Regions from separate parts of the Homo sapiens genome. Here all the other regions are linked to region 6. Evidence: chromatin contacts called from ENCODE Hi-C or POLR2A ChIA-PET data. All regions are on one chromosome and are shown on one strand. The core of a region is the stretch at or near the end of the contact, and the rest is flanking DNA. Distances in the headings are between cores, read along the strand shown. Region 1 holds the start of PPP1CC (protein phosphatase 1 catalytic subunit gamma). Region 2 holds the start of TRAFD1 (TRAF-type zinc finger domain containing 1). Region 3 holds the start of NAA25 (N-alpha-acetyltransferase 25, NatB auxiliary subunit). Region 4 holds the start of RAD9B (RAD9 checkpoint clamp component B). Region 5 holds the start of PPTC7 (protein phosphatase targeting COQ7). Region 6 holds the start of SH2B3 (SH2B adaptor protein 3). Region 7 overlaps HVCN1 (hydrogen voltage gated channel 1).

Region 1 (3,498 bases), core at 359-2,858, 660 kb after region 6:
GCTTCCCTGTCTAGAACAATGCCTGGCACAGAGTGGGTACTCCATAAATATTTGTCTGCTGAATGAATTGCTGTCTTTCATATTTCTACCCTAAATGCCATTCCGATGATGCACCCTGCCCTGGAGTAGCCCAAAGTCCTGTGGACTCCAGCAAGAGCCCCCCCTGACCTCCATAGCCAGATGTTCACAGCAGCGCTGGGCACCAACTCCGAATGTCACCAACTGGGCTCATTGCCTTGGCCTGACAAATGGCACTTATGTGACTTCTGGTGGACAGAGCTGTAGCAGGGGAAAGTGAGTTAGTGCCTGAGGAAAGTGGATCGATAGGCTGAGTTCTGAAACTCAAGGGCCCTGCACCAGTAGCGAGGGGGCCCAAGTAAGGGGACATGGAGCCCGCACCCTGAGGACATTGCTTTGGAAGAGGATGCCTGGGTGGTGCAATTACCTCGTGGCATACTGAGATGGGGATTCGTGCATCCTGCACGCCTTGGGAAACAAAATGAATTTCTCGGAGAGAGGGGGCTTTGCAAAATGTAAAGCGCTGCAGGAAGCAACGTACATGGAAAGGTCAGGAAAGAGAGCCGATCTGTTTGCTGAGTGTGGGCTGTACTTCCAAACCCAGCCAAAGTCGACGCGCAGCCCCTGGAGGTGGCACAGTTTGGGGGCCCCTTGGATAGGAGTGCCCTCGGGGAGGCTGGGAAGCCAGAGAGGAATGGGCCAAAGTTTCTTCGGGTGTCTGCAGAACCCAGGACCGCCCGCGCAGCTTGCATCTTCTCTTCCCGCCCCCGGCCTGCACGCGTGAAATCTGCAAATTCCCCTTTTAACTGCTGCACGCGCTCGTTCAACTTTGCCCTGGCTAGAATCGGGATAACCGTCCCGATGATTACATAACTTTCCGAGTTCAGGGAAGATAAATCCAAGGGACAGAAATGATAAAATTTTCTTTGAGTATGGATTTTTTACCCCTAAAGTTACAGAAGTGCACAAAAAATATATATACAAATACCCATATACCCACCACTCACAATGAGTTAACTGTTACATTTTGACTTATCTGAAAGAGGGTTTTTTCTTTTTAGTTACCAAATAAACCTTTCTCTTGTCCCAAGTTCCAGTATATCTGAATCCAAAATAAGTCAACCTTCTTTTCTTTATTATTCTTTTCCATCCTCACCCCAGATTTATCTTAAAGGGTAAGTTCCAGGACCCCCGAAATCCCTCGGTGAGCTCCCACCTGTCCAGGTCTGCAAACATCTAGACTCAATGCACAAGATCCGGCGATGGCCGCAACCGGCGGTGTGCACAGCTGCATTTCCTCCCCCAGCCCCAACTCCCGCGTGCAACTTTGCAACTCTCGCTCGGGCCCGGCATTGGGGGCGGGCCTATTTACTCGGCCCGTTTGGCGGAAGGATCCCATGCGGGGACGCGGTTGCGCTCAGCCATCTGCGCCCCGCCCAGCGCCCGGGCCCCGCCCCCTCCAGCGCCCGGGCCCCGCCCCCTCCCGCGCCCCCTATGGCCCATAAAGAAGTCCCGGCCGGGCCGCTGCACTCCCCGCGCGCATCCGTGCGCCGCCCGAGGCTGTCTAAGGAGTCGGCGGCCATTTTGTTCTTCTCGTGGTTCCAGTGGGGAGAGAAGGAGGAAGTAGGGAGCGGGGTGGCAGGGGGGGGACCCGCCGCGGCTGCTGCCACCGCCGCCACCACCGCCTCTGCTCGTGGCGTGGGAAAGGAGGTGTGAGTCCCGGGCGCGAGCCGGCGGCGGCGCCGCTGCGGGAGGGTCGGCGGTGGGAAGGCGATGGCGGATTTAGATAAACTCAACATCGACAGCATTATCCAACGGCTGCTGGAAGGTAAGGGGGGCGGCGGGCGGCTGAAGGGGGAGGCGGGCCTGAGGGCGGCAGGCGGCCCCGGGGGCTCGAGGGAGGGGAGTTGGGAGGCCGGTTGGGCTTGCAGCACCGTGGGGAGTGAGCTCCTCGAGTTGGCCCACGGGCCGGGGACTGCAGCCGGAGGGAGGCCAGCCCGGGATTCCCAACTTGTCGCCAGCTGCGGACCCTCCAGGCTCCGCTCATTCATTGCACGAGGATGCAGGCTTCCTCCCGGCCGTGGAATTTGAAAACTCCGCTCCCCACCCCCACGTTTCCCGCCCCTACCCGTTTGCCCCCGCGCACTGGACGGGTCTTTGGAGCGATGGTTGGGGATCCCAGTCCAGCCTCCTGGACGACGTGTGCCGTGCTGTGCGAGATGGACTTTTCGGTGCTCGTCCTCTCGGAAGGCAGTTTGATGAGGGCATGAGTTCCGCCGGGTTTGGGGGCTCTTTTCCTGCTTGCTTTTATTTTTATTTTTCGTGGTTCTGGGGTCTTGGGGGGCCCATTTCTTGTTACTTGGTAACAAGCGTTCATGTCTCAAGAGGTGTGAGAACCTGTCTTCGCCTGCCCTCCAAATCCTTTTAAGTTGTTCTAATCTTGGAGAGGTCTCCGCGCTCTTTTCCTGAGCGTGCATCTGAAGAGGAAGCCAACGAGGCTGACGCTATCATTATCTTTCCAATGTGCCAGGCTCTGTCTTAAGCACTTTGCGTCCATGAATTATTACTGTAATCATAACTGACGCTTCTAAAGCGCTTACTGTGTGTCAGGCATTCTTTGAGCACTTAAGACAGATTTCATTTAATTCTCCCACCCATTGCAAGATATTTGCAATTTTTTTTGTTTTTGTTATTTTACAGAAGAAACTGAGATGAAGTCACTTAACCAAGGTCACACAGTTAGTGACAGTTGGATTTCAAATCCACATAGCCGGGAGCTAGAACCCTCTACAGACAACACTGTCACCTTATGTAGGAAGGAAGGTGGCCAGTGGTTAAGTAAAGGTTAATAGAAAGCTTTAAATTTCGGCTCATCTAAGACTTGTGAGGTGCCTGGCAATTGATTCATGTTGATGTGGGAGAGGGGCGAGGTTCAGCTTTTAAAGACGGAAGCTGAAATGAGCTGCTTTCAGATTCAAGGGCATGTCAACGGATGCTAACATCTTATCCAAGACTTTGTAAGAATTCAGTCATATCCCCTAACTTGGACACTTCATAATGGGAACTTGGCAGTTTCAACTGCTTTTTGCCTTTATACAGTCCTAAAATATTGTTGGACTATAAATGCTGTGAGTGGTGGAGTCGAGGGCATGAACAGTTGGACAGCTCTGGTGTTAGAATTTACAGATCTTTTAAAGTAAGTTATTAAAATGAAGCTCCTGAAAATATCTCGTCCTTTTCTTAATCTGTGCATTCTTTCCTTTTATGCTGTCTTTAAAAAAAAAACAACAAAAAAAACACTAAATGTCATTAAGGACCCCTGAAATGCTCTTGAAATGTTATTGCAGGTGAAAACCTTGTATTGTAGGTGAAAACCTTGTCATTCTTTTAATGCCAGGTATTTATATAAGAACCATACTTTTTCATACTAGTTAATATAGTTCTTTAATTTATTCGAGGCAGCAGTTGGTCAGAAACTGA
Region 2 (3,498 bases), core at 544-3,043, 720 kb before region 6:
ATATAACTTGAGTATTGTGATGGAAAAGTATACTGACAAATAAATGGGGGCGGAATAGAGGCAAATCTACTTTAGGTAGATAAGAGTGGTCAGGGAAGAACTTTCTGGGGAGACGACATTTAAATTAAGAACTGAAGTACAAGAGCCAACCACGAAAAGACAAAGATAGAGGATGGGAATGCGGGGAAATCCATCCAGGCAGTGGGAAGGGCAAAAGGCCTAAAAGCAATGAAAGAGAAAGTAAAGGCAGATCTGGAAGAGCATAATAAAAAAGGGGAATGACTCAAGAAGGTCTTGTCATATCAGACAGAAAGAATATTGGATTCGATTCCAAGCTCAATGGTAAACCACTGAAGGGCTTTAAACTAGGGAATGACATAATTCAAGACACCCATTCTGGGCTGGGCGCAGCAGCTCACGCCTGTAATCCCAGCACTTTGGGAGGGCGAGGTGGGCAGATCACTGGAGGTCTGGGGTTCGAGACCAGCCTGGCCAACATGGCAAAACCAAGTCTCTACTAAAAATACAAAAATTAGTTGGGCGTGGTGACGGGCGCTTGTATCCCAGCTACTCAGGAGGCTGAGGCAAGAGAATCACTTAAACCCAGGAGGCGGAGGCTGCAGTGAGCTGAGATCTCGCCACTGCACTCCAACCTGAACAACAGAAGGTGACTCCATCTCAAAAAAAAAAAAAGATATTCACTCTGATATGAAATGGCAACTAAGGAAGGCTGTCCGACTGATTTCAGGTGTGCTCTATTCCAGCCCACTCTGGCCAACTCTAAGGCCAGAGCTCAGATGTAGCAGGTGCTTGCTTTTCTAGATGCAAGGAGACTGGGGGTAGCCTGCAGGGTCCCCCTCTGGGGGTCAAGGTCTGGCTGGTTCTGCCAGATTTAACCTCTCTGGGCCTCAGATTCTTCAGGCAGAGGACTGACAATACTTCAAAGGGTCAAGGAAACGGGCGAATGCACGGAAGAGTTGAGGCACAGAAAAGTCTTCAAGCTTATAAGGAGCCTGTTGGGGGTCAGCTAGATCTCTCTAGTCCGCAGAGGGGACCGTCCCTCTGCCCGAGGCGGCGGAGCTTCCCCTGCCGGGTCCAGATACCCCAAGGCAGTTTCCAATCGCCCCCGTCCCCAGGAAGGTCGGTGATGGGGAGTGAAGAAGTAAGCGGCTTCTCAAATAATAGCAGTTGCCAAACGCTTACCGGGAAAATCTTTTAATCCCGACTACAATCCTAAGAGGTGAAAGTCTTGGTCCCCACTTTAGAGGCTACGAAAGCGGAAGGCCACCTGAGTTTTCCACAGCACCAGCGGGTCGGAGTGCGAGCTCGGACTCGGGTCCTTCGGCTTCGAGGCCGCATTAGGCCACTCGCGACCCCCCACGCCGGCAGCTCGAGGCTCGGACTCTAGGCCCAGGCCGGCACTGAGCCCAGCTCCGCCCGGGACGCGGTGGTCACAGCGGCGCTGCGAACGACGCCCGCTTCCCGGCTCACCAGACCAACCTAGGCCGCGAAGGGGGCGGCGTCGCCGGGGGCTGCCAAGGCGCCGGTTCCCTGAGGAGAAAGCGCGGCCTCCTCCAGGTGCCTGAGATGCCGCCGCGCGGGCATCCTCTCCTCACAGCCGCGACCCCGGGCCCAGAGACCCCTCGCCCACACACCCCTCCCTTGGGATGCTGGACCCTTCCTAAACTGGAGGCCACAGGGGATCTCCAGCCGCGTGCCGCCGCTACACCTCACCAGGGACGAGAGGAGAAACGCTGAGTTGACACACTAGCTGCAGACACGGAGCCTCCTCTGTCAGACCCCGCACTGAACAACGGCCCTCAGAGCTGCCTCACCACTTCCGCCCATCGCGGAGGAGCGCGCCCATTGGCCAGGGGCGGCTCCAGCTGTCGGCCCATTGGATAACACCGTTGTCGCTCCCAGGGCCCCGCCTTCTGCGCGTCGATTGGCTCCCTGGAGGCCCACGGGGGCGTGTCCCTGGAAGCCCTGGCCCCTGCACATCTGGAACCAGAGGCACGAAGCTGAGCTGTGAGCCTGTTGCTGAGTTTAGCAACTGTCCCCGACACAGGCTAATAATATTTGCATGAATAATTCTGTACAAACATTACTAATATGCTTAATATATTGAGATAATTAATGGTATTTGTTCTTTTCTCATGGGCCGTTAATACTTATTAGTCATTCTTATTGCTATGATAATGCCCTTGTGCAAGACTTCTGCAGATCTGTGACCATATTTTTTGAGCACTTTGCTTTTTTGCAGTGGAAGAATGAGAGCCTGAGATGCAGGTTTGAGAGCTAGTTTCTCCACTTGCTGCCTGAATGGATTCCCTGAGCTTCTCTTACCTCATGTATAATAAAGGAGAGAATAATTATATAAGTATAACCAAGCACATATTACAAACCAACTTATAATTATATAAGTATAACCAAGCACATATTACAAACAATACAGCAATTTAAAATTATGATTCCATTGCAGATTATAATTGCAAAATATGGAGGCCAAGGCGGGTGGATCTCTTGAGCTCAGGAATTAGAGACCAGCCTGGGCAATATAATGAAACCATATCTCTACAAAAAAAATACAAAAATTAGCCAGGCGTGGTGGCACGCACCTGTAGTTCCACCTCCTTGGGAGGCTGAGGTGGAAGGATCCCTCGAGCCCAGGAGGCAGGGCTGGAGTGAGCCCTGATCATGCTACCGCACTCCAGCCTGGGGGACAGAGAAAGACCCCGTCTCAAAAATAATATAATATAATATAATATAATATAATATAATATAATATAATATAATTGCAAAATGTTAATGAGATAGTACTAAGCAAGAAAAGCATCTAACAGGCTGGGCGCGGTGGCTCACGCCTGTAATGCCAACACTTTGGGAGGCAGAGGCTGGTGGATCACCTGAGGTCAGGAGTTCAAGACCAGCCTGGCCAACATGGTGAAACACCGTTTCTACTAAAAATACAAAAATTAGCTGGCCGTGGTGGCAGGCGCCTATGATCCCAGCTACTTGGGAGGCTGAGACAGGAGAATCGCTTGAACCCAGGAGGTGAAGGTTGCAGTGAGCCGAGATTGAGCCACTGCACTCCAGCCTGGGCAACAAAATCAAAACTCCGTCTCAAAGCAATATTTATAACAAGATAAAATATTTAGCTTAAATATGCAATATAACTTGTGTGATTCCAAACATATAAAGTTTAAAACCAGGGAAAATTAACCTAAAGTGAGAGAAGTAAGTAACTGGTTCCATTCAGAGGGTATATAGCCTGTAAGGAGATATGAGAAAGATTTTCTAGAAATGTTTATATCTTGATCAGCAAAGTGATTAACACAGATGGATTAATTAGTAAATAGTTATTAAGCTACACACCTATATCTTAAGCACTTTACATTGTATGTTACATTTTAATAACAAAACTTACTGGAGTTCAAAAGAAAGCACAATCATTAACAGTTAAAAAGCAATCAGAAAAAATGTGTATTAATATGAATT
Region 3 (3,844 bases), core at 804-3,303, 700 kb before region 6:
ATTTATCACCATGTAATAGGCTATCTACTTATTTATTGTCTGTCTCCCTCACTACAAATAAAAACTCCATTAAGTCTCTGTCTATTTTATTTATTGATGTATCCTCTGTGCCTAAAACAAGAGTGTGTCAAATAATAGGCACTCAATAACTCAGTGTTGTACGAATAAATCTATCTGTAAAAAGAGAGGTAATAATAAGATCTACCTCCCAGGGAAATACGATGACAGTTATGAAAATTAAATGAGAGAATAAATGTAAAGACCTTGCATTTAAATACTCTAGGCAGATACCGAGTAAGTATTCATCTAGGATGCTTCTTTGTTGGCTGAGTCCTGGGAGAAGGGTGTGTGGCAGGCCAGGTCTCACTAACACAGGCCTCCATAACAACTGTTTCAGTACTAACTGAGTGGTTAAGTTACATATTAAAAGCTAAAAAAAAAAAGCCAGTGCCCTTATACAAAGGATGGAATGTAACAAAAGCCCACCAAGAGTTTTGCCTAGGCCTTTCCTTGGCCTTAAAGCATGACAAAATAACGAAAGAATTCCTAACAGGACCCATTTAGGATTAAACAAATTTTATTGGGGGTCTGAAGTAACTCCCCAAACCTCCGTGATTTAGTAGGAGGCAAGATAAGGATAATCACCCCAGCACCTATTGCCATTTAGATTAAGTAAATTTACTGAGGCTTCAAAGGAAAGTCTTCAGGACTCAAACCTTAGTTATAGACTAAAGTGAGTTAATCAATTATTATTATTATTATTTTTTTTTTTTTGAGACGGAGCCTCCCTCGCCCAGGCTGGAGTGCAGTGCCGGGATCTCGGCTCACTGCAAGCTCCGCCTTCCGGGTTCACGCCATTCTCCTGCCTCAGCCTCCCTAGTAGCTGGGACTACAGGCGCCTGTCACTGCGCCCAGCTAATTTTTTGTATTTTTAGTAGAGATGGGGTTTCACCGTGGTCTCGATCTCCTGACCTCGTGATCCGCCCGCCTTGGCCTCCCAAAGTGCTGGGATTACAGGCATGAGCCACCGCGCCCGGCGAGTTAATCACTTATGTCTTTAGATGAATGCACATTTACACGTAGACATATAGCTTAGAAGGTATATAAGCTCTGGAAAGCTTTGTAATTTTAAGTTGGTCTGGTGATAATTTCCAGGCCTTCTCCCTGTAACTGGTTGCAGAAATAAAAACTCGCTTCCTCTCCAGTTCATCTGCATCTCCTTACTGAACCAGGAGAAACAGCAGCCTGACGCTCAGTTTGGTCCAGGAACAGGTGGTGGAGGGCTCTCGAACTTTTTTCTTTTTTTTTTTTTTTTTTTGAGATGGAGTCTCGCTCTGTCGCCCAGGCTGGGGTGCAGTGGCGCGATCTCGGCTTACTGCAAGCTCCGCCTCCTGGGTTCACGCCATTCTCCTGCCTCAGCCTCATGAGTAGCTGGGACTACAGGCGCCCGCCACTACGCCCCGCTAACTTTTTTTGTATTTTTAGTAGAGATGGGGTTTCACCGTGTTAGCCAGGATGGTCTCGATCTCCTGACCTTGTGATCCGCCCGCCTCGGCCTCCCAAAGTGCTGGGATTACAGGCTGAGCCACAGCGCCCGGCTCTCTCGAACTTTTTTGGCAGATTTTTGCTGTTGATCAGCCCCGCTTCCCCAACTTTCCCCTGGGTCTCTCTCCCCCGGGAGTTTCTGGTTCCTCTGCGATTAATCACAGCCAAGTCTAGCTGGTTCTTCAGGACGGAGAATAAATAGGATAAACAGGAGCAGCCGAACCCTAACTTTGAGAGCTTTCTCCCCTCCTCTCCTAACTTCCCAGTCAGTGACTCGGAAGACTTTAACAGCAACAGCTGCCTCCTCTTGCCAGCTTGATCCCACCTGCTAAGTGAAGGAACAGCGTTTAAAGAGGTGGCAATCGGCAAGGGTGGATGCTTCCCTTTCCGCGCAGGCGCGTTCAGTCGCAGCACCGCGACTATCGTGATAGACAAGCGAGATCGACGCTGGCCCTTTAATAGCCCTTTCCCGGGGTCCTGCCCCGCGCGTGCGCACTGTGGTTCTGCGCTTGTCATCATGGCGACGCGGGGCCATGTGCAGGACCCTAACGACAGGCGCCTCCGGCCCATTTACGGTGAGTGTCTTGGACCAGCCCGCTCGCCAGCCCGACGCGCCGAGGGCTGCCGAGGCTGGGGCGAAAGCCCAGGAGGGGTGCTGAGGGCCGGCGCGCGGGCCGGGCAGGCGCAGGGGGGCGGGCCGCGCGGGCCACTAGGCCGCAGCCGCGGGCCTCGCGTAGGCGCCGGCCCAACCTTCCTCAGCCTTGGGGTGGTAGTGGCGCGGTCTGGGCAGCAGCTGGTCGGCAGAGCTGGCCTGCTTGGCAGGCCCCGTGGGACGCGTGGTTCTGCAGACACCTGCGCTACCCGCAGGCTGCATCGTTACCGCCGCTCCTAGGGAGACCGGAGATCTCCCCGAAGGTGGAAGCCGGCTCCGGCACGAGGGTGGGACGCCCTGCCTGAGGGAAGATTCCCTACCAGAGATTTTTTTTTATTTACGGGAATTGGGCCTAGAGGGTTGTCTGACTAGGTGGGCTTCGGTGCATAGGAGAAACTGAGGTCCGGAGTGGGGAAGGGGCTGACGCAAGGTCACCCAGATCGAGTCAGGAGCAGGCCCGAGATTCCAGGCTCCCAATCCAGAGCTGTTGGGTGGAGAAGCAGCTACTCTGGTCACACGTGGGAGGCGGGGGGAGGGGGTCTTGGGCCTAAAATAGCGGTGAAGAGATTGTGATAGCTCGTGTCAGAGGGGCATGCAGAGCTACTGGAGGGCTTCTCCTTTCTGCAGCTTCTCTGTGGTTTTCTCTGCAGCTTTCCTTCCCTGTGCTAAGCAGATCCCTCTCCACAACTCTTACCTCAACCCGCAGACTTGAAGACCTTGATGTCATCTCATCCATTTACCCTGGTAGTGAAAAATCACAGATTTTGAGTTTGGGAGAAACCCTTTTCCAATAACCGAAATGTGTAATTGGATTGGTCCTTTTTGCATTTCCTTTCCTCTTAGATGGTTTTATGGTCTTGGTCTATCTCACTTAATGGTGAGGAAGCTTCAAGGTCAGTGGTTTTTACAAAAGTAGACATCGTATTTATAGACCTCATGTGGATGTTACTAAATTGGAGGCTTCTCTCCAAGGTGGGAATCGTTTTGGGAGCGGGGGGCGGTGGTTAACTTTGTTTCTGGCCACAGTTAGTCCGGCTTTTATTTCATAATTTGTGTGATTTTTTTTTTTACTCTCACATCTCATTTGATTTTAGCAACAATCCTATAGCTAAGGTTTATAGATGACTCATTATGACAGTCACTGGCCTTGGCCTTTTATATGGGTTATCTAATATAATCTTCACCCATTCTCAAGAGGTGGCTACTGTTTTTTCCTGCCCCTGAACCCTTTAACAACAACAACAACAAAAAAAAAAACAGATGAGGAAACTGAGGCTTTATTGTTGTTGTGTAATTTGTCTAAGGCCACTCAGTTAGTATTTCTTGGAGCTAGAATTTGAACCCCTGTGGACTGTTTCAGGCTCACCTTTTTTTTCTTTTGAGATGAGTCTCACTCTGTCGTCCAGGTTGGAGTACAGTGGCACAATCTCAGTTCACTGCACCCTCTGCCTCCCAGGTTCAAGCGATTCTCCTGCCTCAGCCTCCTGAGTAGCTGAGATTACAGTTGCACGCCACCAGGCCCAGCGAACTTCCATGTTTTTAGTAGAGACAGGAGTTTACCATGTTAGCCAGGCTGGACTTGAACTCTTGACCTACTCAGCCTCCCAAAGTGCTGGGATTATAGGTGTGAGCCACCATGCCTGGCTC
Region 4 (3,411 bases), core at 653-3,152, 900 kb after region 6:
CCTCCCAAAGTGCTGGGATTACAGGCGTGAGCCATCGCGCCCGGCCTCAATTTTTAAATGTTGGAAATTATTTCAAATTAAAAAAAAAAAAAAACAGTGCAGGCCAACAAACATTCCTGCAGACCGTAGCTAGTCTCTTAACTACCAGTTTGTGACTTCCAGTTTAAATCAATCAAGCTTATCTGCATATTTTCAACTTTACCATGCTCTAAGTGTATTCAGATATGTAAAATAAAGATAAACAGTGAAAGGGATAATTACAATTTCTGGATTTCCTAGTTAACATTCAATCTGGACTGGGATCTTTAAACATCTCCTCTTGCCTTGATACGTGATCTGTTAACTTTCTTACTTACACCTTTTTTAGATGGGTCTAGCCAGAACTCGTCACTAATTCGTGATAGAGCTTGAACTGCTTTCCCAAATACTATGGAGAAAAAGAAAGGTGATGCTTATATTCTTTCCCTCTAACAATAAAAACAAATCACAAGACTAGTTCAGCATTCAGAGGACTCAAGAGAAATTCAAAAATAACAGTATCTTACAGACTAATGCTACATTACTTTAATACAGTATAATACCCTTGGCAAAATGCCAGACACATAGTCAGGGCTCAATAAATTTGTAGTGTGTGAAATGATAAAATTGACCGAAATTTGTCCTTCTATATGTTTACAGTGTTGCATGGAGCTACTGTGCAAACCAATTTCCATACTAATGTATTTTACAACTTGATTTAGATAAATGTATTTGACCCCCCAAAAACTGTGAAAACAGTGCATGGAGAAGATAATCTGAAGTGGTTTTAATAGCTTGATAGCCAAGTCACAACAAGTCATGAGAGAGAAATTAGGGGTATCCAACATACATCTCTGATGTTTGAGGGCAGCCAGATTTCCCCACCACAGAACACATTTAGGGCTGGAAAACACACTAGTCTGATCCCGTACGACATTGTTAATGTTCTTTTTATTTTTTATTTTTTTTGAGACAGAGTCTCACTCTGACACTCAGGCTGGAGTGCAGTGGCACGAGCTCAACTCACTGCAGCCTCAACCTCCCGGGCTCAATCGATCCTCTCGCCTCAGCCTTCCAAGTAGCTTGGGATTACAGGCGCCCACCACTAAGCCCGGCTAATTTTTGTATGTTTAGTAGAGACGGGGTTTCATCATGTTGGTCAGGGTGGTCTCGAACTCCCGACCTAAGGTGATCCACCCGCCTTGGCCTCCCAAAGTGCTAGGATTACAGGCGTGAGCCACTGCACCCGGCCTAACTTCCATTTTGAAAGCGCCGTTTACAACACTAATAGTTCTTGTACATTCCATCTATTACTGGGCTCTTTACACGCATTTCCATTTCATTGCCTCCAAACAAACTCTGTGACGAAGGTGCTGTCATTACCCCTGTTTCCGTTTTAGAAACTGAGCCCCAAAGAGATTTAGTGACTTTTCCAAGTTCATACATTTTTAAAAATGGTAGAATCTGGGGAAAAAAAAAACCAGGTTAATGCTGTTCTCTTGGCACAAAAATACTTTTACTGTCCAAGCATTATTTTTTTCTCTCAACTCTTCCCCATGCAGTCCTCAGCATCCCGAGTTTGTGGCCCGATGGTACAACTCTATTTCCCGGATACCACCCATATTACATCTGCCTCTAAGTCACACGAGATGGGTCCTCATCCTCCCCTCAGAAGTTAACAGGGACTTGAGTGGGTGGGGCTGTGGCCAGGGCGTGCGTCCTCAGTCATTGCGCAAAAAGGCAAAGAGGAAAAATTAGACAATGGTAGGGACGACCTATTAACGTCTGCTTTTCTCTCTGCTAAATGGGAAGACAACAAAGGCCGCTCCACCTTTCACCTGACTGCCGCTCATCACGCACTTCAGCATGGCTGCCATCCGCCCTAAAAAGCAGGCTCGGAAGGCGCGCCTCAGCTCGACGGCCCAGGTGCCCGGATGTTGCCCGCGCTTTTCAAAGCTTCGCGATCTCGTCTCTGCACTCTACCACCCCGCCTCCACAAGTTCCCAAACGGCTTTACGGCGGAGAAGGGTCCGTGCGGGCCTCCGTACGGCAATTTCTGTCTCCCTCTGCTCTCATTGGTTGCGGTTAAGTGGGCGGGTCGCCGAGGAGCCTGAGGAAGAGGGCGGCGACGGTGGTGGTGACTGAGCGGAGCCCGGTGACAGGATGGTGAGGGCTGCAGTTGCGGCGACCAAGGCCTGGCTCTCGGGTGGGGTGCTGCGTTGTTGGGAGCCGTGGGGAGGCCGAGGGCGAGGAATTGGGAAATCCCGGAGGCCTCGGCGTCAGGGCCCAGGCGCTGGCCTGGGAAAGGCCCAGAAGAGGTCTAGGGAAGGAAGGGAGCGGCCACCTCTGGGTGCGGCTGGCCTAGGTCTCGTATCCCGGCCCCAAGGGGCCAGAGGCCATCCAAGGGGTAAAAAGGCCCCTCTAGCAGCCCGACCTGTCACGAGACACGCACGCCCGAGCCAGGGAAGGCCTTTGGTCCTATACCTCGAATGTTCCGGGGATAGGGGCACGGTCCTCCGTTTCCAGACGGTTCCTACTCGTTTCCCGCAAAAAGCACCTCCCGCTGGTTGGGGTGTAGTGGTGGAAGCTGGCCTCTCGAATGCAGAACAGGAAGTAGCGAGCAGAATTTCGTACCCGTTTAACTTTGCCATCTAGGGAAAGGGAATAAACCACCCTCCTCGCTCCTGAAATAACATCTAGCTGCCATTGAGATGAGCAGGTGTGCTCTCAGAGGGCGGGATTTGGCGCTTGCAATTGCTGGAACTGTTTCTTTCCACGGGTTGCTACGCCTCTTTAGGGTAGGATTCCTTAATGATGTGTGAACTCATTGAAACTGTTGGGAAATTTTTGTGAATATACACATTTTTCTGGGGAGAGTGCCGGTGTTGGAGACTTACCTAGTCTCCCCCAGCCACCTTCAAGCAATCACCCCTTCACCCCCAGTAGTTTGGTGCCCCTCAGACCTTCCTACATAAAAACTGGGGGCCTCTACTAGAGAGGACTCAGAGCTGTAATCATATTTTCTTTCTTTCTTTTTGAGATGGAGTCTCGCTCTGTCGCCCAGGCTGGAGTGCAATGCCGCGATCTCGGCTCACTGCAATGCCGCCCGGGTTCAAGCCTCAGCTCCTGCCTCAGCCTCCCGAGTAGCTGGGATTACAGGCGCCCGCCACCAAGCCCGTCTAAATTTTTGTATTTTTAGTAGAGACGGGGTTTCACCATGTTGGTCAGGCTGGTCTCTACCTCCCGACCTCAGATGATCCACCCGCCTCGGCCTCCCAAAGTGCTGGGGTTACAGGCGTGAGCCACCGCGCCCGGCCTGTAATCATATTTTCAAAGGTGCCTTTGACTCTTAAAAAGTCAATTGTTTGGGGCAACCCACTCGGGTCCCCTTCC
Region 5 (3,328 bases), core at 483-2,982, 820 kb after region 6:
GAGAGGCACTACCCCCTCTTCTGGGCACTCTCCAATTCTTGTGCCATTAAAAAAAAGGAAGGTGTGAATGCATTATTGTCATTACTATACCATTTATCCAGTAAATGAACATTTTCTGGGTTCTGTATATTTGACAAAATGCCACTACGTGAAGTCATTTCTTCCGTCCAATTTTGATGAAAGCTCTTAAAGACAGAAACATATATATAGACAGTACTTGGCACACTGTGAACTGCAAAAGTGTTTAATGATGACAGTAATTAGGATAACGGAATAATATGTGTTGAGTTGATAGTTGGCAGCATTTTAAATATATTAAGAAAGCATAAAAAAGGACCATTTAAAAACGAGGTGGGAATCCCCAAAGTAACAATGGTCTTGTTAAAAGTGAACTAGAAAAAGACTGCTGTTTCTGAGAAATATATGTTTCAATCAAACTAAAAATTACTCTAAATTGAATTACTTGCCCCAAAGCTCATTTTCTGTTGTTTGTGAACCCCATTCACTCAATCATTCCTGTATTCAACAAACATGACTTTCTTTTATCATTTGTGTTCTTATTCCATTACTCCTTCCTTTTTTTTTTTTTGAGATGGAGTCCAGCTCTGTCTCCCAGGCTGGAATGCAGTGGCGCTGTCTCGGCTCACTGCAACCTCTGCCTCCCAGGTTCAAGCGATTCTCCTGTCTCAGCCTCCTGAGTAGCTGGCATTACAATCGTTTGTCACCAAGCCCAGCTAATTTTTTTTTGTATTTTCAGTAGAGACCATGTTGGCCAGGCTGGTGTTGAACTCCTGACCTCAAGTGATCTGCCCACCTCGGCCTTCCAAAGTGCTGGGATTACAGGTGTGAGCCACCACGCCCAGCCCATTATTCCTTCTTTTATTCCACAGACATTTACACACTCTCCTACTGTGTGCCAGGCATTGCTTTAGATTCTAATAATTGAGCAGCAAATGATCCTTGTCCTTGGGAAACTTAGAATCTAGTGAAATATTCATTCATTCTTTCATTCATTCACATATTTACTGGGTGCTCACGTGTTCTGGGGATACAGCAACAGAAAACACAGGACCCTCAGGTAAACGAATTACATTCCAAAGGGTAGAAGCGAAAGCAAGGGCAAAGGTCTTGAGACAGCTGTGAGCATGGCTAGAGGCCAGTTAGCAAAAGGGACATGACACCATCTGTGTCCCCTCCCACTCTGATAGGGACACATAACATTTTCTCAATTTTTCCTAAAAGACTACAAAAAGTCTCTTCTTTCCAAACAGTTTGCCGCCCTAAATCCTTCCAGTATATTACTTGGGGAGGTGTCACTAGATCTGTGTACCTCTGTTTCTCATTATGTGACTCCATTCTGGTTTCTTGCAGGTTTTTGTTTAAAGGAATGGTGGCGTTATTTATTTAAAACAGGCTTTAAAAGATACGGTTAAAACAGGGTAGAAAACCCTCACGTGGCCCACCTGCAATTCCTACTAACTTAACATAGGTCCCGCGTCTGAGGAATCCCCCTAGGTCCTAAATCTTTGGCAGCCAAGTCAAAAGTGACTACGACTCCGGGACTATAATTCCCAAGAGACACTGCGTCCGCACCCTCTGCGCATGTTCAACCTTGGTGACTGCATAAGGCAGCGAGCCCAAGGGGCTGGGCTTGGGCCTGAGCGGTGAATCGGGGCGGGGCTAGGGGCAGGGCCAGGGAGGGGGCGGTGCTGCCGGCACCGCCCGGAACACGCTAGTGGAGCGGAAGATGGCGGCGGCGGCGGCGGCCGCTGCAGCCGGGACTTCAGTTGGGCTGAGGCGGAGGAGCCGCCGCTTCTGACCTCGCTCTGGCTCCGGTGCGCGCGGCTGAGCGCGTGCGAGGCCCCGCGCGTCGGGCAGGGGCGGCGGCGGCCACTGCGCGCCGCCCTGAGGAGCGCCCCAGCGGCGGCGCGACTGCGGCTGAGGAGAGAGCCGGCTCCGGGCCTCCGCGTCCTCCTGCTCCCCCGGCCCCCCGCCTCCTCGGGGGGGCGGCGGCGGCGATGTTCTCGGTCCTCTCGTACGGGCGGCTGGTGGCCCGCGCCGTGCTCGGCGGCCTCTCGCAGACCGACCCCAGGGCCGGCGGCGGCGGCGGCGGCGACTACGGACTGGTGACGGCCGGCTGCGGCTTCGGGAAGGACTTCCGTAAGGGCCTCCTCAAGAAGGGCGCGTGCTACGGGGACGACGCGTGCTTCGTGGCCCGGCACCGTTCCGCGGACGTGCTCGGTGAGTCCCCGACCCGGTTCCCTTGCCCCAGCCTCGGATCCGCCTCCCGGGGACTCCCCGCGCGGGGCTTCCCCAGTTCCTCCCGGCGGCGAAAGGAGCCAGAGCGCTCACATGGAGGGAGCGCTTACTATGCGCCAGGCGCCGTGCCAAGCGCTCCGAGGCGCGTTTTCCGCTTGAACGACCCCCATTTTAGAGAGGAGGAAACTAAGGCGCACAGCGGTCAAGTCGTGTGCTCAAGGTCACAACCCGAGAGTGTGACCGGTCTGTCCGAGTCCAGAGCCACACTCTCGGTCTCACTCGGCCGTGCCAGCCCTGGGCGACCTCGTCCCCTCCCTGGGCGACACCTGCAGGCTCCTAACCTCGTTCTGGTTCCCTCTCCGCATGCCCCGGGGATCCCTGCCTCTTCGCGTGCTCCCGACACCACAGCCCGGCCCAGGCTGCGGGATCGCCGGCCGACAGGCAGTCGTGAGCCCCCAGACAGCCCGGCCGTATTCTTTCGCCGCCTGGATGGTAACCAAATCTTCACCCTTTTCGGAGTGTGGCGGTGGGGGCTGCTGGCTTGGCGAAAAAACCCTCACAGCGTTTTCTCCCAAATTGATCTTGTCCACTTGCGGTCACTTGGGGGTTGGCAGAGTCTCCTTGATCCAAAATAGAATGGTCGAGCCTACTTGTAGATTGCAGCCGGTAAAGCTCTGAGGATTGGTCACAGCCTTTTCAGGCCACAGGTGCTCCCTGAGGCCTATTCCAGTTATACCTTTTGGGGGTGGGAGACTACGGAGAGAGCTGGCAGAAAGGGCTAAATATAGTTCACAAGCAGTCAGAAACTTTACCATAATGTACGCCTTAGGAGATTTTGTGTATGCTATGGGATATTGTGCCGTTAAAACTCTTTGAATGAATAAAGCAATGCGCTCGCTTTGAAATTGAAGGACGTGTTGTCATTGAACTTGGGTTCAAATGTCACTTTGATTTCCCTTCCCAGGTGAGACTAAGTTTTTGGTTACTTTAAATTTCATATGCTGAGGCAGAGTTTGGCATTGGAACAAATGATTCTGTAACTTTTTTATGACAGTAATTATTTTTTAAT
Region 6 (3,887 bases), core at 1,155-3,654:
CTTCCTCCTGACCAAGCCACTCTGGACACTGTGAATTCACTCATTCATGGTTCCCATGACTCTAGGAAGTAGGTACTATTAGCACACCCATTTCACAGATGAGGAAACTGAGGTGGGGCAGTTAAGCAAGGCCTTATAGCTAAGGAAGTGCCCAGATCTTCAAAATTCTGCTCCCAAAGACCCAGGAAATTCCAGTGCTATGTATGCAAGAGATGCTCAAGGGAGACTACTGAAGGAACACCTCATAGCCAATAACAGTAACACTAATGAAGGCAATGATAAAATCACCACTACCACCACCACCACCTGCAACTGAACCTCTCTTTGCCAGGCAGCAGGTGCTCATTACACACTGGCTCATTAAATCTCCACTGCAAACCTGTTACTCCCCCATTTTACACAGAGGGAAACTGAGGGCAGAGTCACTTGCCCACGCCTTCAGCTGAACGAAGGCAATAGGAGTAGCAAAGCACAGTCTCCAGGACCCTCCTCACTATCCTCCTCCACTTCCTGCTGAGCCCCTGCAGACCCTGAGCCCCCAGCTGCTGATGCTCTGAGCCAGCCCCTTCCCAGCTGGCCGCTCTGTGGCCCACAGGGACTCACAAAAGTTCTAGGAATGCTCACCCTTTGGCTCAGAAGGATTTTCCCTCCCAGAGGGGGTAGTGGGAAAAGGCTCAGGAAAAGTGCACTAAAAACCCTTCCAACTTCCCCCAGTAGGCCCTGGCTCTCATCCTCCGAGCCCAGCCTGCCCAGGTGGCCTCTGACGGCTCTCCCTCCACGAGGGCAGGTCCCGAGGAGCCTCCAGAGCTGTTTCCACTCAGGCAGCCAGGTCAGTGATGGGAAACCCAGACACAACCTGCGCCTGCATCCCTGGAGACCCACAGGCCCACTGCCCTGGCAGGGGCCCTGAGGCCTGGCTGCTAGCCGGTGTTAGGGAACTGTCATCTCCCCGGCGAGGGGCTGCGGGTCAGATCTCGGTCCCTCCTGCCACCAAAGCTGGCCTTGCCGACATTGCCTTGCCGGGGCCTCTGCTCTGAACCCCCCACCAGATTTCACTTCCTCCCACTCAGCCCAGCCTGGCCGTGCCCCTCCCTGGAGGCCCCCAGCTGCAGGCAGTGACCTCCTCACCTACATCATTGTGGCTGGGAATGGGGAAGAGAAACAGGAGAATGAGGAAACTAAAGAAAAAAAGAAGCGGGACAGGCAGGCAGACCCTCCTCTCCAGTTCCTCAAATGCAGTCCCCCTCCCTCAAAACAAAGCTCCCCTGGCCGGAGGGAGGGAAGGGAGGGAAGGGGATTTCTGCACCAGGCATCAGAGACCTCTGAAATACCATCCCTACCGTGCGGATCTAGAAGACCAACACCCACTCCAGACGTTTTTTGGTCGGGGGATTCCCAGGGAACCCCAGGCAAGAGGTGTGAGAGGATCAATACCAGAAACCTGTCTCTGGGACGCCTAGCCCTGGTGAACCGCCCAATTCAGCAGCATGCGGGGGCCTGGCCCGGTCGACCTCGGCAGTGCAGGAACTGGGGAGAGGGGCTTCCTGAATCAGGGCGCTACCCTCTTAGCCACATGGCCCGGAATGGGGAGTGGGGAGGGGCCGGCGCATCCTCCCCCGCTGCCCCCACACCCAAGGGCTCATCTGTGCTCACAGCCTCAGTTTGACTACTTTCACTTTCAGGGTAGCAATGGGTGACCCCTGACCGCTCCTCCCCAGGCACAAGTTGAGGGGAGGGCCGCCCCCAACCGGCGAGGCTACCGTAGGGTGGGCTGGGGGCGTCAGCGATGCCCTCTCCCCCATCCCACGGCCTCAGTTACCCCAACGCTCTCCCTAACACGTGTGTGGGTGGGGGTAGTGGCTGAGTGGGGGGTCGTAGGCGCTGGGAGCCGTCACCCCGGAACGCCTCCATCCGAGTTGGCTGCAGGGCAGTATTTTGGGCTGGGGGTGACGCGCAGAGCCCGGGCAGAACTGGACACGGGGCCTCCTCTTTCCCCACAAAAGCCCTCCCGGCCCCGGAGGAGGGGAGCGCGGGCAAACGCGGGCTCACCTGAGAGACAGGAGCTCTGGGCCCGGCCGGCCCATGGCGTCGCGCGCCCCCGGGCCCTCGAAATCCCGAGGGGGCGGGCGGGCCCCCGCCCTGGGCGCGTCCTCTCCCGCCCGCCGGCTCCTCGCTCGCGGCTCGCTCGAGCGGGGCTCAGGCAGGAAACCCGGGCTCGGAAAATGGCCAGCGCCTCATCATTTCCGCCGCCAGCGCTTGACAGTTGCGGGAGGATGCGCCCCCGGGCCGCCGCCGCCGGGGAAACTTTGCAGCGGCCGCCGTCGCCACCGCGGGCCGCGACAGTCCGGGCGGGCAGCCGGGCGGAGGCGGTGGCCCGGGCCCATGCCGCCCCGCGCCGTTATGTAAAGAGGAACCGGCCGTGCGAGCGGAGCCCGGCGGGGGAGGCCGGCCGCGACAGGGGCGGGGCAGGGGCGGGGCCACCAGGAGCCACGCCTCAGGCCGCGCGCGAGTCGGAGATTCGGCTGGAGGGGCGGGCCATGAGGGCGGAGCCCGGACTGGCCCCGCCTACCAATCCCGCTAGTCCGCGGCTGCCAGGGTCGGAGGGCTCTCCTGGCGCGGGTCCGGAAAAAGGCGAGGCCTTGCGAAGCCACGCCCACCACGTGCCCACCCGATTTCGCGTCCCACAGTCTGAAGATAGAAGTGAGGATCGGAGGGGCGGGGCGACTTTAGCCCCACCCACTCAACGCCGGCAGGTCACCAGGTGCCTCAGCGCCTGGAGGCGGGGCCAGATGAAGGGGCGGGGCCTAGGGCGGGCAGGGTCGAGGGGCCTGGCCTCCAGGGGGCGCGCCCTTGCTGACTCCCTCCTGCAGGGCCTTATCAGTGCCCGCAGGGCTGGGCGGTGCAATAGCGACCACGGCTTTCATCATCGCCCCAGGGAGGGAGCCCAGCCCTGCCCGACCCTGACTATCTGCGATCATGCTGACCCGACCCGCCACGGCCCCAGGCCCCCGATTTGGGTTCTGGCCCCAGCCCTCAGCTTTGCCTTTGCTACAGCCGGTGCCCGTATAGCCCAGCCTCGCTCCGGCCGCCCGTCCTGTCCCCCAATTCTAGGAGGGGTGCATCTTTCTCCAGGAAGCCCTCTCCGACCGCTGGCTTCCGTGGCCTCTGCGCCCACCCCCCTGCCCGCCCCCGGGCTACTTACATTTTCTCCACGGCCTCATGGGGAGCTGAGACGGACAGTGGGGTTCCCCCTAGTCCGGAGTGGGACATGCTCTCAGCCAGCCTCTCCCCCAACATGTGGGAGGGCGGGGAGGGAGGAATGTACTCTTCTCCCCCTCCCCCAACAGGAAACAAGTCGCCCACGCCCCCAGCTTGGAGGGGCCACCTCGAGTCTTCCCAGGCAGCAAGTGTCTCCATTCCACTGCCTCCCCCTCTTCCTACCCGGGCAAATGACTTGACTTCTCCGTACCTCTCCACTTCCTTGCCTATGAAATGGAAATAATGTGTACCCACTCTCCTGGCAGTGAGAATTAAGTGAGTTAATGCATTAAAGCAGTTAGCTCGAGGCTTGGCTCCAGGAAGCTCTCTGTGTTAAACAAATCGGCCCCAGTCCTGACCTTAGAACTACAGGAAGGGGTTCCCCAGAAGGTGGGGATTTCCAGACTCCGAGTAGATGGGGGAAGGGAGCGGTCTGCTACAGGATTCCTGGTGTCCAATGACCTTGAAGAAAAAGGCCACAAAAATCTGCTTTCCGCACATTTCCAGGCACTGTTCTAGGCGCTGGGAACACAGCAGTGAACAACACAGATATCCCTGCCTGCGTGGAGCTGATATTCTAGTGGGGGGACATAAGGCACGAATAAGCAAGTGGGATCAGCTATGACAAT
Region 7 (3,549 bases), core at 123-2,622, 730 kb after region 6:
CGTGTCCCCCCAAAACTGTGTCTTTAAACTCAACGCATTGGTGAGTCCTGAAATCCATTGAGTGGGCTACAGTCGACCTTTTAAGAAATGAAATAGGGCTAGGTGCAGTGGCTCACACCTGTAATCCCAGCACTTTGGGAGGCCAAGGCAGGCGGATCACTTGAGGTCAGGAGTTTGAGACCAGCCTGAGTAACATGGAGAAACCCCATCTCTATTAAAAATACAAAAAATTAGCCAGGCGTGGTGGTGCATACCTGTAGTCTCAGCTACTTCCTGGGCTGAGGTGGGAGGATCTCTTGAGCCCAGGACGTTGAGGCTGCAGTGAGTCCTAATCATGCCACTGCCCTCCAGCCTAGGTGGCAGAGTGAGACCCTGTCTCAAAAAAAAAAAAAAAAAAAAAAAAAAAAAGAAATAGAATGAAATGGAAAATAAGAGCGCCTCACATAGTAACTTCAGTGCTAGTTATGGAATGTGTGTACACAAGTCAGTGTGTACTGAGATGCAGGGTATGAAATGTGATTTCTTATTGAGAAACACCGCTCCAAACTCCCTTCCCAGCATGGGGCTTCCCCAGCTGTGAGGAGGGTGCAGGGCTGGGCAGTGTTCATGAGGGGTCCCGCAGGAGGAGGGGGAGCTGGGCTTGGCAGCCTGGGTTGGAATCCTAGCCTTGCTTCTCGCTGGCTGTGTGACCTGGGGCAAGTCACTGGCCTCTCTGTTCTCAGTTTCCTCATCCATAAACAGAGACATTGCAGTCCCCGCCTCATGGGCTTGTTACAGTATGTTAATGAAGGTCTTTGCACAGAGCTCAGAAAATATTAAATAGCAGGTATTCTGGGGATAGTTGGAATGATTACAGTTCCTACTCCTGTAAATATGTCCCATATAGTCTGTATGCAGCCCTGCCATCATCTCACCAGGCTGACCGGCTCATCTATCAGGCAGGAGGGTTCCTAACCCTATAGAAAAGGAGACAGTTGGGGAGCATGGCTTTAGGGGAACCTGGGCTGCCAGTTAAGCCCCTCAGCCTGTAAGCAGCTCCTCCTGCCAGAGCTGATCAGCTGTCACGGTGGTTGTTTTCATGAACCTCAGACTTCCTCCCCACCCTAGAGAAGGAAAAGTTTCTACACTTATTTAAAGACTTCCCTGATTTTAAAAATAGGCCTTCCTCAGAACACGGATCCCCTGGGGCAGGAAGGGAGAAGTGCTGGGGGCAGCTGAGCCTGCTGCTTGGAGTCCTCTTGCCTCCCCACAGAGAAGAGATTTGCTCAGGGGTTTCATTCCACCTTCCACCATCCAGGAGGTATGTTTAGCAGGAGCCTGTGGTCTGCCAGGCACAGAGGTCATGCTGTGAACAGCTGGGCCACATGAGAGTGTGATGGGGAAGGCCTGGCCAGCTCCTGAGAGCTGAGATGAAGAAGAAGATAGAGGACAGGGTGAAAGGGGGTTGCACATTCTACGCAAAAGAAGTCACGTGTGCAAAGGTCCTGTGGTTGGAGAAACCAGCCAAGTATGAAAGGCTCAATGTGGCCAGAGTGGGGACAGAGGTGAGAGGGAAGGTGAGAAGATGGGCAGACAGAGGCTAGATAGAGCGTGCAAAACAGGAGTGGGCTTCTGGGAGGCATTGATGTCTTTTTTTTTTTTAACAGACAAGGTCTTGCTGTATCACCCAGGCTGGAGTGCAGTGACACGATCACAGCTTACTGCAGCCTCAACATTCTGGGCTCAAGCGATCCGCCTCTCTCAGTCTCCCAAGTAACTGGGACTAGAGGCGAGCACCACTACACCTGGTTAATTTTTAGATTTTTTTGTAGAGACGGAGTCTCACTCTGTTGCCCAGGCTGGTCTTGAACTCCTGAACTCAGTGATCCCCCTCAGCCTCCCAAAGTGCTGGGATTACAGGTGTGAGTGACTGCACCCAGCCAAAAGTTTTAAATAAGGGAGTGTGTCAGGGTTCCCGAGACCCTATGCCCAGTGTCAGTGACTCACTAGGAGGACCTGTGGGACTCGCATGCAGATGTGCTCCTGGCTCAGATTAATTGCCACAAAAGGATTGAAATTAAAATCAGTAAAGGGAAAAGGCACGTGGGGTGAAGTTCAGAAAAAACCTGGCACAAGCTTCCAGAGCCCTCTCCTGGGTTGGGGGCAGAGGTCCTTGGGGTCACACTTATTTCCTCCAGCAGGGAGTTGTGACAAGATGTGTGAAGTGTTTGCAAGCAGAGCAGTTCCTTAGAGACCCAATGCCCAGAGTTTTCATTGGAGCTGGGCACAGAGGTACCCTCTGCCTGGCACTTAGAAAAATTCCATACTCTCCAAATGAAAGTAGGAGTTCAGCATAAACCATGCTGTTTCCACAAGCAGTCTAGGCACAATGAGCTGCTCTTATCAGGGAATGGCGGGAATTTTCCAGAAGTCCAAATTCCCAGATGCCAGTGGAGGCCAGGCAGGCCTGTCTGAGGAAGGCAGCCTCGGGACCGCTGGGCTGGCCCTTTTCTGCACAGGGAGTGATGTAGTCATGCTTGGAGGGATGCTCTCCTGCAGCTGATGGAGAATGCAGCAGGGAAGGAGAGAGCAGAGAGGAGCTGCGACAGCCTCCAAGTGAGGCAGGGGGTTGGCCAGGGCAGTGGCAGAGGGTGGGGGAAGTAGGTGGCAGATCAGGGGTCATTTAGTTGCTGAAATGCACCAGGCTTAATGCTGGACAGGGCTATAGGGGAGGATGAGTGAAGCTAGGACTGGGGACAGCCGCTCTGGCCCTGCCTGGGTGGTGTTAAGACCCTGGACCAGGAAGCAGCACACCCAGCTGCAAGTCTGTGGACTGTCCACTGACAGGTGGTGGTTACCATGTTGCAGTCTTCAGTTTGCTCCTCTGCTAAGGGAGGTAAGACTGCATCTCAGAACCTTGATCCCATCTCTTATTTATTTATTTTATTATTATTATTATTGAGACAGAATCTTGTTCTGTTGTCCTGGCTGGAGTGCAATGGCATTATCTCGGCTCACTGCAACCTCTGCCTCCTAGGTTCAAGTGATTCTCATGCCTCAGCCTCCCAAGTAGCTGGGATTATAGGCATGCACCACCACCACCCCCAGCTAATTTTTGTATTTTTAGTAGAGATAGAGTTTCACCATGTTGGCCAGGCTGGTCTTGAACTCCTGGGCTCAAGCAATCCACCCACCTCAGCCTCTCAAAGTGCTGGGATTACAGGCATGAGCCACCACTCCCAGTCCCATCTCTAAAATGTCATTTTTGTTGCTGAAAAAAAAATCTACTTTTCTGCCATTTTTTTCTCTGTATTGGCAGAGAAAAGAACAAAGCTAGCGGACTTGAGTTCCTGTGCTGGCTTTATCACTTACTTATGATTTTATTTTATTTTTGGTTTTCTGTTTCTTTTGAGATGGAGTCTTGCCCTGTCACCCAGGTCGGAGTGCAGTGGCACGATCTTGGCTCACTGCAACCTCCGCCTCCCAGGTTCAAGCAATTCCCCTGCCTCAGCCTCCCAAGTAGTTGGGACTACAGGCATGCGCCACCACGCCTGGCTAATTTTTGTATTT

What was found. Hi-C counts contacts between places; a loop is a spot of excess contacts on that map. ChIA-PET counts read pairs that join two places held with the same protein, here RNA polymerase II (POLR2A). Pooled maps may share reads with other maps.
Region 1: a loop to region 6 is called in a map of naive thymus-derived CD4-positive, alpha-beta T cell, with 4 times the contacts of the local background. The contact joins the promoter of PPP1CC here to the promoter of SH2B3 in region 6. A Hi-C loop is called at or near these places in 1 of 168 maps with a recorded cell type or tissue (naive thymus-derived CD4-positive, alpha-beta T cell), 3 of 37 single-sample maps with no recorded cell type and 9 of 50 pooled maps. POLR2A ChIA-PET finds 5 or more read pairs at or near these places in 3 of 52 experiments (BJ, OCI-LY7 and WTC11).
Region 2: a loop to region 6 is called in a map of aorta, with 13 times the contacts of the local background. The contact joins the promoter of TRAFD1 here to the promoter of SH2B3 in region 6. A Hi-C loop is called at or near these places in 1 of 168 maps with a recorded cell type or tissue (aorta), 7 of 37 single-sample maps with no recorded cell type and 14 of 50 pooled maps. POLR2A ChIA-PET finds 5 or more read pairs at or near these places in 1 of 52 experiments (GM12878).
Region 3: a pooled map shows a loop between it and region 6 (5-fold over the local background). The contact joins the promoter of NAA25 here to the promoter of SH2B3 in region 6. A Hi-C loop is called at or near these places in 1 of 37 single-sample maps with no recorded cell type and 6 of 50 pooled maps. POLR2A ChIA-PET finds 5 or more read pairs at or near these places in 2 of 52 experiments (naive thymus-derived CD4-positive, alpha-beta T cell and naive thymus-derived CD8-positive, alpha-beta T cell).
Region 4: a loop to region 6 is called in a pooled map, with 21 times the contacts of the local background. The contact joins the promoter of RAD9B here to the promoter of SH2B3 in region 6. A Hi-C loop is called at or near these places in 9 of 50 pooled maps. POLR2A ChIA-PET finds 5 or more read pairs at or near these places in 2 of 52 experiments (HepG2 and activated T-cell).
Region 5: a loop to region 6 is called in a map of naive thymus-derived CD4-positive, alpha-beta T cell, with 14 times the contacts of the local background. The contact joins the promoter of PPTC7 here to the promoter of SH2B3 in region 6. A Hi-C loop is called at or near these places in 1 of 168 maps with a recorded cell type or tissue (naive thymus-derived CD4-positive, alpha-beta T cell), 1 of 37 single-sample maps with no recorded cell type and 11 of 50 pooled maps.
Region 7: a loop to region 6 is called in a pooled map, with 4 times the contacts of the local background. The contact joins the enhancer-like site here to the promoter of SH2B3 in region 6. A Hi-C loop is called at or near these places in 16 of 37 single-sample maps with no recorded cell type and 5 of 50 pooled maps. POLR2A ChIA-PET finds 5 or more read pairs at or near these places in 1 of 52 experiments (activated B cell).

The regions. Positions count from the first base shown.
Region 1 is chr12:110,741,001-110,744,498 of GRCh38, reverse strand. PPP1CC (protein phosphatase 1 catalytic subunit gamma) reads left to right here and starts at 1,608. Exons shown (of 7, transcript NM_002710.4): 1 at 1,608-1,846. The coding sequence starts at 1,792. RefSeq lists enhancers at 29-613, 1,375-1,883 and silencers at 1,378-1,517, 1,678-1,737.
Region 2 is chr12:112,123,855-112,127,352 of GRCh38, reverse strand. TRAFD1 (TRAF-type zinc finger domain containing 1) reads right to left here and starts at 1,793. Exons shown (of 12, transcript NM_006700.3): 1 at 1,735-1,793. RefSeq lists enhancers at 1,267-1,336, 1,747-1,796, 1,774-2,068.
Region 3 is chr12:112,106,992-112,110,835 of GRCh38, reverse strand. It overlaps NAA25 (N-alpha-acetyltransferase 25, NatB auxiliary subunit), which reads left to right and starts at 2,053. Exons shown (of 24, transcript NM_024953.4): 1 at 2,053-2,120. The coding sequence starts at 2,063. RefSeq lists silencers at 2,104-2,183, 2,204-2,283.
Region 4 is chr12:110,500,822-110,504,232 of GRCh38, reverse strand. It overlaps RAD9B (RAD9 checkpoint clamp component B), which reads right to left and starts at 1,902. Exons shown (of 11, transcript NM_001286535.2): 1 at 1,850-1,902; 2 at 357-427. The coding sequence starts at 1,895. VPS29 (VPS29 retromer complex component) reads left to right here and starts at 2,122. Exons shown (of 4, transcript NM_016226.5): 1 at 2,122-2,184. The coding sequence starts at 2,182. RefSeq lists an enhancer at 2,154-2,293.
Region 5 is chr12:110,581,722-110,585,049 of GRCh38, reverse strand. It overlaps PPTC7 (protein phosphatase targeting COQ7), which reads left to right and starts at 1,732. Exons shown (of 6, transcript NM_139283.2): 1 at 1,732-2,241. The coding sequence starts at 2,019. RefSeq lists silencers at 1,580-1,909, 1,950-2,099.
Region 6 is chr12:111,404,440-111,408,326 of GRCh38, reverse strand. SH2B3 (SH2B adaptor protein 3) reads right to left here and starts at 2,404. Exons shown (of 8, transcript NM_005475.3): 1 at 2,050-2,404. RefSeq lists silencers at 2,066-2,645, 2,766-2,925.
Region 7 is chr12:110,675,299-110,678,847 of GRCh38, reverse strand. The region is part of intron 3 of HVCN1 (hydrogen voltage gated channel 1); the gene reads left to right. Among named protein-coding and RNA genes, the nearest start is that of HVCN1, 12 kb to the left of the region's middle. RefSeq lists enhancers at 976-1,335, 1,386-1,525. Within about 2 kb of position 1,372, at least 9 of the 41 ENCODE cell types and tissues checked have a DNase peak (open chromatin) inside an H3K27ac peak, as active enhancers do.